Regions from separate parts of the Homo sapiens genome. Here region 2 is linked to region 1. A link is a loop called in an ENCODE intact Hi-C map of the cell type or tissue named here. Cell type or tissue: ascending aorta. All regions are shown on one strand. Links, peaks and the distances in the headings refer to the core of each region. The heading gives the core; the rest is flanking DNA. Region 1 has its middle 8.7 kb from the start of TIMP2. Region 2 overlaps C1QTNF1-AS1 (C1QTNF1 antisense RNA 1).

Region 1 (4,385 bases), core at 156-4,155:
CACTTTGGGAGGCCAAGGAAGCTGGATCACTTGAGGCCAGGAGTTCCAGAGCAGCCTGGCCAACATAGCGAAATCCTGTCTCTACTAAAAATACAAAAAATTAGCTGGGCATGGTAGCATGCCTGTAGTCCCAGCTACCCGGGAGGCTGAGGCACAAGAATTACTTGAACCCAGGAGGCTGAGTTTGCAGTGAGCCGAGATCGTGCCTGTACACTCCAGCCTGGGCGACAGAGCGATACTCTGCCAAAAAAGAAAAGGAAAAGAAAAAGAAAGAAAGAAATTAGCTGTGCATGGTGGCATGTGCCTGTAGTCTCAGCTTTTTGGGAGGCTGAGGCAGGAGGATCACTTGAACCCAAGAGTTCAAGGCTTTAGTGAGCTCTGATTGGGTCACTGCACTCCAGCCTGGGCAACAGAACAAGAGCCTGACTCTTAAAAAAAAAATTTCCATAATAAACAGCATGTATAATACTTCATATATGTGAAGTCAAATATGTGAGTGGATCTAGAAAGAAGTATACAGGCCAGGCACGGTGGTTCACGCCTGTAATCCTAGCACTTCTGGAGGCCACGGCAGGAGGATCGCTTGAGCCCAGGAGTTTGAGACCAGCCAGGACAACATGGCGAAGCCCCATCTCTACAAAAAATACAAAAATTAGCCGGGCATGCTGGCACACGCCTGCAGTTCCAGCTACTTGGCAGGCTGAGGCAGGAGGATCACTCGAACCCAGGAGGTGGAGGTTGCAGTGAGCCGAGATCGTGCCAGTGCACTCCAGCCTGGGCGACAGAGTGAGACCCTGTCTCAAAAAAATAAAAAATAAAAAAAAAGAAGCATACAAAGGTGTTCACAGAAAGGTTAGTGGGTGCGCCTGGGCAATGGGAACTCAGGTAGGTGGGTGTCTTCTGTCCTGTTCCGTGTGGAGCAGGTAATGTAATATTCCGATGAGGGTCCGGCCCTGAAATGGGCAGGCCTGGGGGAAGGAGCACAGATGTTTCCCACCCTTTCTGTATAACACTATTAAAGCCTTCTTGGCCACAGCCATCAGGGTTTACTTTTTAAAGATCCTGCTCCACCTTCCAGCCACTCTTGGTTCACGCCTCCCTTTGGTTTTCTTGTTTGCTTGTTTTTGTTTTGTTTTTTGAGACAGAGTCTCCCTCTGTTGCCCAGGCTGGAGTGCAGTGGCACAATCTCGGCTCACTGCAACCTCTGCCTCCCAGGTTCAGGCAATTCTCCGGCTTCGGCCTCCCAAGTAGCTGGGACTACAAGCATGCACCACCACGCCCGGCCTTCCCTTTGGGTTTTGTTTGGCAGAGTCTGTTGATCTATTTCATGCCATCCCACAGGCCATCTTTGAGAAGGTGGGACTTTGGCCTCTCTCCGTCACTTCCATCTCCTGTCACCCCAACCTACCGCCCCTCCGCAGACAGGCACCCCTCAGGGCAAAAGCAGCCATGAGCCAGGGCACCTCCCTTTAGCAAACCTGCTTGGATTCCAGCCTCTGCACACCCCTTGTGCCCGGCACAACCTTCACAGCCCCAGGCAGCAGCCCCAAAGCCAGCCCTGTTGCCCTGGTCAAGTCTCTAGTGACACCAGAAAGAAAGGAGGAGAGGCAGAGAGGTTGTCCTGGTGGTAAGCAAGAAGCCCATGACATCACTGGCTCTACAGACTGCCACGGGTAAACAGCTTAGACCAGATGACTCAGGCTGAAAGCATATGAACCCTTCCTGCAGGGAGGCCGCCCGGATGCAACAGTGGTTTCACCCCTGAGCCGGGCAGCCTTGGCAGACCTTGCTTCACGTGGGCTGAAATGGCAGTGTCTCTCCTCTTTGTGGCCAGGTTTTGCCTCCTCTTTGACTCGGAAGCATCTCCTATCCTGCAAGGACAGTTTGAGCAGGGCCCCCGGGCCCTCCTTCCAAGAGGCTTCTGCAGCTGTGGACCCCCAAGAGTTTATGCCGCTGAGCTCTGCTGTCTCTCCCCACCTGCTCCCCACCTGTCTGCCCCCACACCTGCGACTCTGGCTCTCCTGGATCCTCCTGTAGACTGGTTCCTATAAGCACAAGGAGGAACATGCGAGATGCTGGGATTGGATGCTCTGGGCCTGGGGCTGGTGTTTCCTCATGCCCGGGCTATTTCCTTTTGGCCCTGGGCATGCAGTCATGTGCTTCCTTTCATGGGCGGGTTGGGGACCAGGGCCAGCGAGCAGAGACGGTCCCCAGGGCTTCTCCATCACTGGCTCTCCCCAGGAAGCAGCCTCAGCTGGCGTGCTGGGGACCGGAGCTGGCCATGAGGGAGGGGTGGACAGTGGAGGAACCGGCTGCCCAGCTCAGCAGGGATTTGTGGAGGCTGACTTGCATGGTTTCGGGTTTGCCTTGCCTGGAAGCCTGGCCAGGGGAGGCTCAGGTTTCTCGCCAGCTGGCCTTCCTCCTCCTCCTCCGTGTGAGTGACGCCCCATGGCCATGATGTCATCACCTCGTACAAACAGAAGGGAGACTGGCTTGGCGGAGCTGGCGGCTGTCCCATGCTGAGTGCAGCAGTAAATTTCATTTCAAGGCTATGATTAGGTCTGTGCCCAAGAATGTCCCCTCTCTCCTCCCCTCTCCCCAGGCCTGTTTTTCTCTCTCTGTTCCTGTCCCGCCTGCTTTTCCTCCTTGCCCTCCCCTCTGGTCCTTCCTCTCTCTCCTCTGGGGATGCTTCAGTTTCTCTGTGATATGGACCCTGTGGCCAGCAGCAGCATCAGGCCCGAGCCAGACTCTCATTACCTCCAGTTTCAAACTCAGCCTCACGTCCTCTGGAACCGGCTTCCTGAAGCCTGGGACAGGTCTGAGTCCCTGGATTCCTCCTGGGGAGGATGGGTTGGGGTGAGGGGCAGAGTTCCTGAAGGTCCTCATTCAACCTTGAGCTGGAGTGCTGGACAGCAGGAAGAGCAGGCTTGGGGGTGGCTGTGGTCACTACCACCGAGATCAGAGGCAGTGAGGCAGGAGAAAGGTGAGAAGGAGCCAAGCTTCTTGGAAAGCGATTCAGATCCTTCTCGCCATTCCCAGCTGGTTTCTGGAGATTTGAGTCTGACTCGTTAACTCACTTTTTGGCATGGCCACCCTTCCTCTCAGCCCCCAGAGGGCCCCTAGGCTCTGTGGACACCTGTGACAGCCCTGTCACCCATCACACTCTGCCTTGCCTCTTGCGTGACTGGCTACCCTGGTTCTGTCCTGGTGCTCTCCGGCCCAGGAACAAGGCTGACGGCTCGTCACCCCTCAGCGTCCCCTGCATTCACCGGCCCCTGCTTGCCTCCCCTCGAAGGTGCCACCCAGCCAGAGCCGTGTTGCTGTGGATGCCCATGAGGAAGGCTCCGATGTCTGGGCAGGTGGTGTCCCACCGCACCTGCACTGGGCTGGGCTCCCTGCTGGGGTAGAGGGTGCTCTGGGTCGCTGTCGGTGCTGCCTGTCCTGTGGGACTGTGGTTCTGACCCCTTGAAGGAGGTAGCAGAACGCCCTAGATGTGGCCTCGTTGATGAGAGAGCCCACAGTCACTCCCAGCCCCATCAGACACTGCCTGCCCCGCATTCAGCCATCCTTCCTCATTAAGACCGGCCTGGCCTCCAACCCCTGCTCACCAGGCAACAGCCAGCTGAGAGTGAGGCGATGCGCTGCAGCCCCGGGGAGGGGCCCAGCTGGGGCGGGGCGGAGATGCAGTCGTCCTAGCAACCGGCAGAGGTGGACCCCGCATTTCTGTGGCTCATCACCCTGACTTCATCCAGACTCCCTGTATTTTATCTCATAGATTTCTCATTCTGATGTCTGTCTCCCCTACTGACTGTAACCTCTTAAGGCTATAGTTCATGTATTCATTCAACTGGTATTTACTGGGCACCAGCCATGGGCTGTGCAGACGTCAGGGAAATGGATGGGGAGTGACCCCTCCTTCCTGCAGCGCAAACCATCCTTTAATATGAAAGAGACAGAGACCATTGCAAAGAGTGTGCTGGGTGCGGTGACTGTGGTGCGACCCAGGACAATGGACGGGCGCCAGCAGGGTTGGGGTGGTCTGGGGGGGCTGTCTGGGATGTCTCGAGTGGGACCTGGAGGTTGAGTCAGGGTGATCCAGGTGGAGGAGGCAGGCACTGCTTCAGACCAGGGAGCTAGCGGCGCTGGGAGGCCCACAGGCCGGAGGACACCCAGGACTCCAGGGGGTCAGGCTGGCTGAGCCAGAGCCGGGTGGGGGCAGAGCCTGGGCTGTCGGCACAGGGGGCTGAAGGTGAGTGCAGGGAGATGGAGACAGCGGCAGCTGTTGGTGGTGACTCACTGCTACTCCGATGATTGGAAACACATGTTCCCGCCGAGAGGCGCGTTTATTACTCACAGCCGAGGGTTCTTGGACGACATGGACGTCA
Region 2 (4,385 bases), core at 317-4,316, 85 kb after region 1:
CCAAGGGGGATGGGGCCAAACCATTCATGAGAAACTGCCCCAGTGATCCAGTCACCTCCCATCAGGCCCTACCTCCAACTTTGGGGACTATAATCGGACATGAGATTTGGTGGGGACACAGATGCAAACCATATCAGATAATTTTACTTATTTTGCTTTACTATTGTGGAATATATTCCTGTTGTACTCGTTGTGTAGGAATGCAGAATAAGCTTACTCGCCGTTTTCTTAAATTGAACATTTGCCAGTCTTCCAGATATCACCTTTTGTTGGAACTCAGAGTTATGAATGGCCGTCAGTATGCTGATGCTTTCTGACTGAGTTCCTCTCTACCCTGAATACAAAAGACCTTAATAGTTAGATGAGAATATCATTACTCCTATTTAGCCTGAAGAAGCTACAGAAGGGGAATCTTCCTACCTCTACAACCCTTAGGATTAGTGGTCCTCTTGTAAAAAGGAGGGGGGAAATATGTCAGAGGCATTGGAAGCAGAGCAACTTTAACTTGAATAGGGGCTGGGTAAAATGATGCTGAGACCTGCTGGGCCACATTCCTGGGAGGTTAAGGCATTTTAACCTCCCGGGATCTGAGATGAGATAGGAGGTCACAAGATACAGGCCACAATGACCCTGCTCATATAACAGGATGCAGTATAAAGGCTGGCCAAAACCTGCCAAAACCAAGATGGCAACAAAAGTGACCTCTAGTTGTCCCAACTGCTCATTATATGCTAATTATAATACATTAGCATGCTAAAAAAACACTCCCACCAGCACCGTGGCAGTTTACAAAGGCCATGGGAACGTCTGGAAGTTACCCTGTATGGCCTATGACGGGGAGAAACCCTCAATTACAAGAAATTCTTGCCCCTTTCCCAGAAAGCTCATGAATAATCCACCCCTTGTTTAGCATATGATCAAGACATAACCATAAAAATAGCCAACCAGCAGCCTTTGGGGGTGCTCTGCCTATGGAATAGCCATTTTTCTTTTCTTTTCTTTCTTTTTTTTTTTTTTTTTTTTGGCACAGTGTTGCTCTATTGCCCAGGTTGGAGTGCAATGGCGCAATCTTGGCTCTCTGCAACCTCCATCTCCCACGTTCAAGTGATTCTCATGCCACAGCCTTCTGAGTAGCTGGGATTACAGGCATGCTACTTGAACAGGGGCTGGGTAAAATAAGGCTGAGACCTGCTGGGCTGTATTCCTGGGAGGTTAGGCAGGAATAGGGGTAAATAGGGGTAATTATATTTTTAGTAGAGATGGGGGTTCACCATGTTGGCCAGGGTGGTCTTGAACTGATCTCAGGTGGTCTGCCTGTCTCGGCCTTCTGAAGTGTTGGCATTACAGGCATGAGCCACTGCGTCCGGCCTCCTTTACTCTCTTGATAAACTTGCTTGTATTTTACCCTGTGGACTTATCCCAAATTCTTTCTTGCTCAAGATCAAAGAACCCTCTCTTGGGGTCTGGTTTGGGACCCTTTCCAGTAACAGCTCCACAGACATCATCAGATGGCTTAATTTTGCCAATCTGATGGTAATCAGTGTCTTCTCCTTGCCTGATTACTGTGAGGTTGTATATCTTTTCTTACACTTTTTGGCTGTTTACGTTTCTTTTTCTGTGGATTCCCCATCATCTTGTGTGTTTTTAGGAATTGATCCATCCCATCCCCATTGATATACGTGCAATGCCAATTTTGTCATAGATCAAGTTTTCATACACACATGGGTCTTTGTCGGGTGGGCCTTCTATCATGTTGAACTAATATACTTGATCACATCTGTTCCAATACCAGTATCTTCATTATTATGTCTTTATAATAAGCCTTCCTATGATGTAGGACAAGTCCCCTCCTACCTCACCCACCTTCAACCTTCTGGGATTTTGAATGGAATTGCTTGGAATCTATAGCTTAATTGAGCGAGAACTGAGTTTTTTTTTTTTTTTAATGATATTGAGTCTTCTATCTAAGACCACGCTTTGCTTTTCCATTTCTTTGGATTTTCTTTAGTGCTTTTCAGTAAGGGTTTGTAATTTTCACTTCACAATATAGCTTGGAGATTGTTCCAGATCACATATAGAGAGCTGTTTATTCTCTAAAGAGCTACACGGTGTTCCACTGTGTGGAATTTATTTTACCAGGCCCCTAATGATGTCCTTTGAGGGTATCTGTGCTTTTTTTATACTACGGCAATGCTTCAGAGGATATCCTTGAACTTACTTATTTGAGCACCCTTCTAAGTTTATCTGTAGGAGAAACTCCTAGAAGAAAGATTAGGGGGTCAAAGGGTATTTGCATTCTGTGAGCGAACACACCCTCCCTTCCAGAGAGGCTGTACCATAAAATCACTTTCCTTAAGGTCAACAAATACAATCAGGCTTTCATTGGATTTTCATTCTCCTTGTCTTCTTTGCATCCTCAGAGACTTCACCATAGACTCCTTTTGGAAATTCTCTTTAGTTTCTGTGGCTCTGCATAAAGGACAAGACATTCTTTATTGAATCATTCATTCATATGTTGACATGCATTTACTCACTCATTTCATAGTTAAGTGCTTGGAACTGGGGAGTCCACCAGGGGGCCCTCCCATCTTATTTATCAAGTAAAATATTGCCTAGTCGATCAGTATATGCCTGTCTCCATGTAACTGAAAACATTCATTGCCAAAACAGGAGAGTAAATATTCAGAGGTGAGGAAACTGAGGCATAGGGAAATTAAATGGCTTGATAGAGTTGCAAGGCACACGTGTACATGGCCTCAGGGGAGACTTCTGTGGAAAGGCATGGCTTCCTGGAAGAGGGAACGCCCTTACCCTCCTGGTTTTCTGCAGGTGTGAGGACCATAAAGAAACCTATTCACCTGGTGTGTCCTTGCAGCTGCCAGTCCTGATCTCCACCTGTCCCAAGCTGCTCAGAACGTGGCAGCGCCATCCAGGAGCCACGAGCATGGGCCAGTGGCCAGGGAGGCTGGATCTGTCTGCCAAGTTTCCACTTTTCCATCTTAGCAGCTTCTCCGAAGCTCTGTGGAGACTCTCCCCACTCCCACCCCTTGGCAGTGGGACGTCACCATCGGAGCCGGCCGGTCGCTACCCTTGGGAACAGAATTCAAAGTTTGCAATACCAATCTCTGCCCTTGTGGGATGACTGGGCAGCCCGACCCAAAATAGCTGGGAAAGGCGGGATGTTAGGGCCGCGGTGGGAAAACTCACAGTGCTGCTAATGACATGCTGTGCTTATCTGGAACCGAGTGTCTTGCAGACTTTAACTGAGATCACATTGCTTTTTCCAGCAATAAGTAAACAGACCCAGCGAGTGGTGGTGACAGGCCCAGGGAGAGAGAAAGAATTACCAAATCAGGGAGGGCACAGAACGTGCTGCCTTCCCTGCCAGGGGTTCCAGGAAATATTTCTTCCCATTCTAGGATCTACCCTTGACTAAGAATATGGGATGATTTGGGAATATTCAGGAAGCCTTTAGGGGTTTTGACCCAGACACCTTGTGTAGATGTGAGCTCCTAGGGAGTTTTAGGATGGGTTTGTGGGGGCTAAGAGAGAGACCTTGGGGAGGGGACTCAGTCTTTCTGGAAGTTGGCTTTGACTTCTGACCCATAATCTCAGGGCTGATGAAATCCCCCAGGCACTGTGGCTGATTTTTATTTTTGATTTCTGTTGTTGTTGCCCAACAGGAAAGGATTTTGCCAAAGGGAAAACACTCTGCCTCTTGTTGCTTGGGGGCACCTAAGGCTGAGAAGGAAGAAAATCAGCCACTCTGCAAGGACATCCCTTGCTTGCCAAAGTTTCCATCTTTCCTACTTAAAATTACAAAGCAGAAGTGAAGTTGATGACAAAGAGCATTAGGAACCTGGCATGCTCTCTATTTTGGATTTTTTTTTTCACTTTATTGAGGACAAGCTTGTATTCTCTGGGAGCTGGCCTTGTGAGTCTTTGCCCATTGCCTGCTGCCTTGAGTTGTGAGCCATGATGGTGGCACCTAAGACATGTGCTCAGACCTCAACTCCTATTCTTTGGAAGTTCCCATGCCTCCGAGCCTTGGGTCTCACACAAGATCTTGGGAAACCCCAGGCTCTCTTTGTTACCGTTTGATACCACTCCTCCCTATCCCCAGTTTCTGCCTCAAGGAAAATGAGTAATCCCTTTTCTAATCTCCTCCTTCCCTCCTCTTCCCAAGAGGATGGAAGGAAGATTATACTTGTAATAATGGTAGTTGCAATGAACAATGTGTCTGTTCCACCAACCTTTTTATTAATCATGTGAGAAGCTACAGGTTCACAATCACTTCTCCAAAATCCCTGAAATGCAAAAAATCTGAAACCTTAGTTTTTCCCTAAAGTTGGCACACACAAATTTGACAGAACAATGTGGCTTGA

What was found. Peaks named below come from ENCODE experiments on the same cell type or tissue, not always from the same donor. Only the 100,000 strongest peaks of a DNase experiment are listed, where the experiment ranks them.
Region 2: a loop joins it to region 1, with 3 times the contacts of the local background. A loop is called at or near these places in 1 of 110 quality-filtered maps.

What each region holds. Positions count from the first base shown.
Region 1 is chr17:78,931,893-78,936,277 of GRCh38, forward strand. No RefSeq gene overlaps it. Among named protein-coding and RNA genes, the nearest start is that of TIMP2, 8.7 kb to the left of the region's middle. In ascending aorta, for the core only: no CTCF peak of the experiment used is centred there; DNase peaks (open chromatin) are centred at 1,719, 2,349, 3,642 and 3,908; H3K4me3 peaks cover 1,652 bases; H3K27ac peaks cover 4,000 bases.
Region 2 is chr17:79,017,148-79,021,532 of GRCh38, forward strand. C1QTNF1-AS1 (C1QTNF1 antisense RNA 1) reads right to left here. Exons shown (of 3, transcript NR_040019.1): 2 at 2,859-3,089; 3 at 2,062-2,469. Among named protein-coding and RNA genes, the nearest start is that of C1QTNF1, 4.8 kb to the right of the region's middle. In ascending aorta, for the core only: CTCF peaks have their summits at 2,576 (motif pointing right) and 2,776; DNase peaks (open chromatin) are centred at 2,584, 3,134 and 3,704; H3K4me3 peaks cover 920 bases; H3K27ac peaks cover 2,023 bases.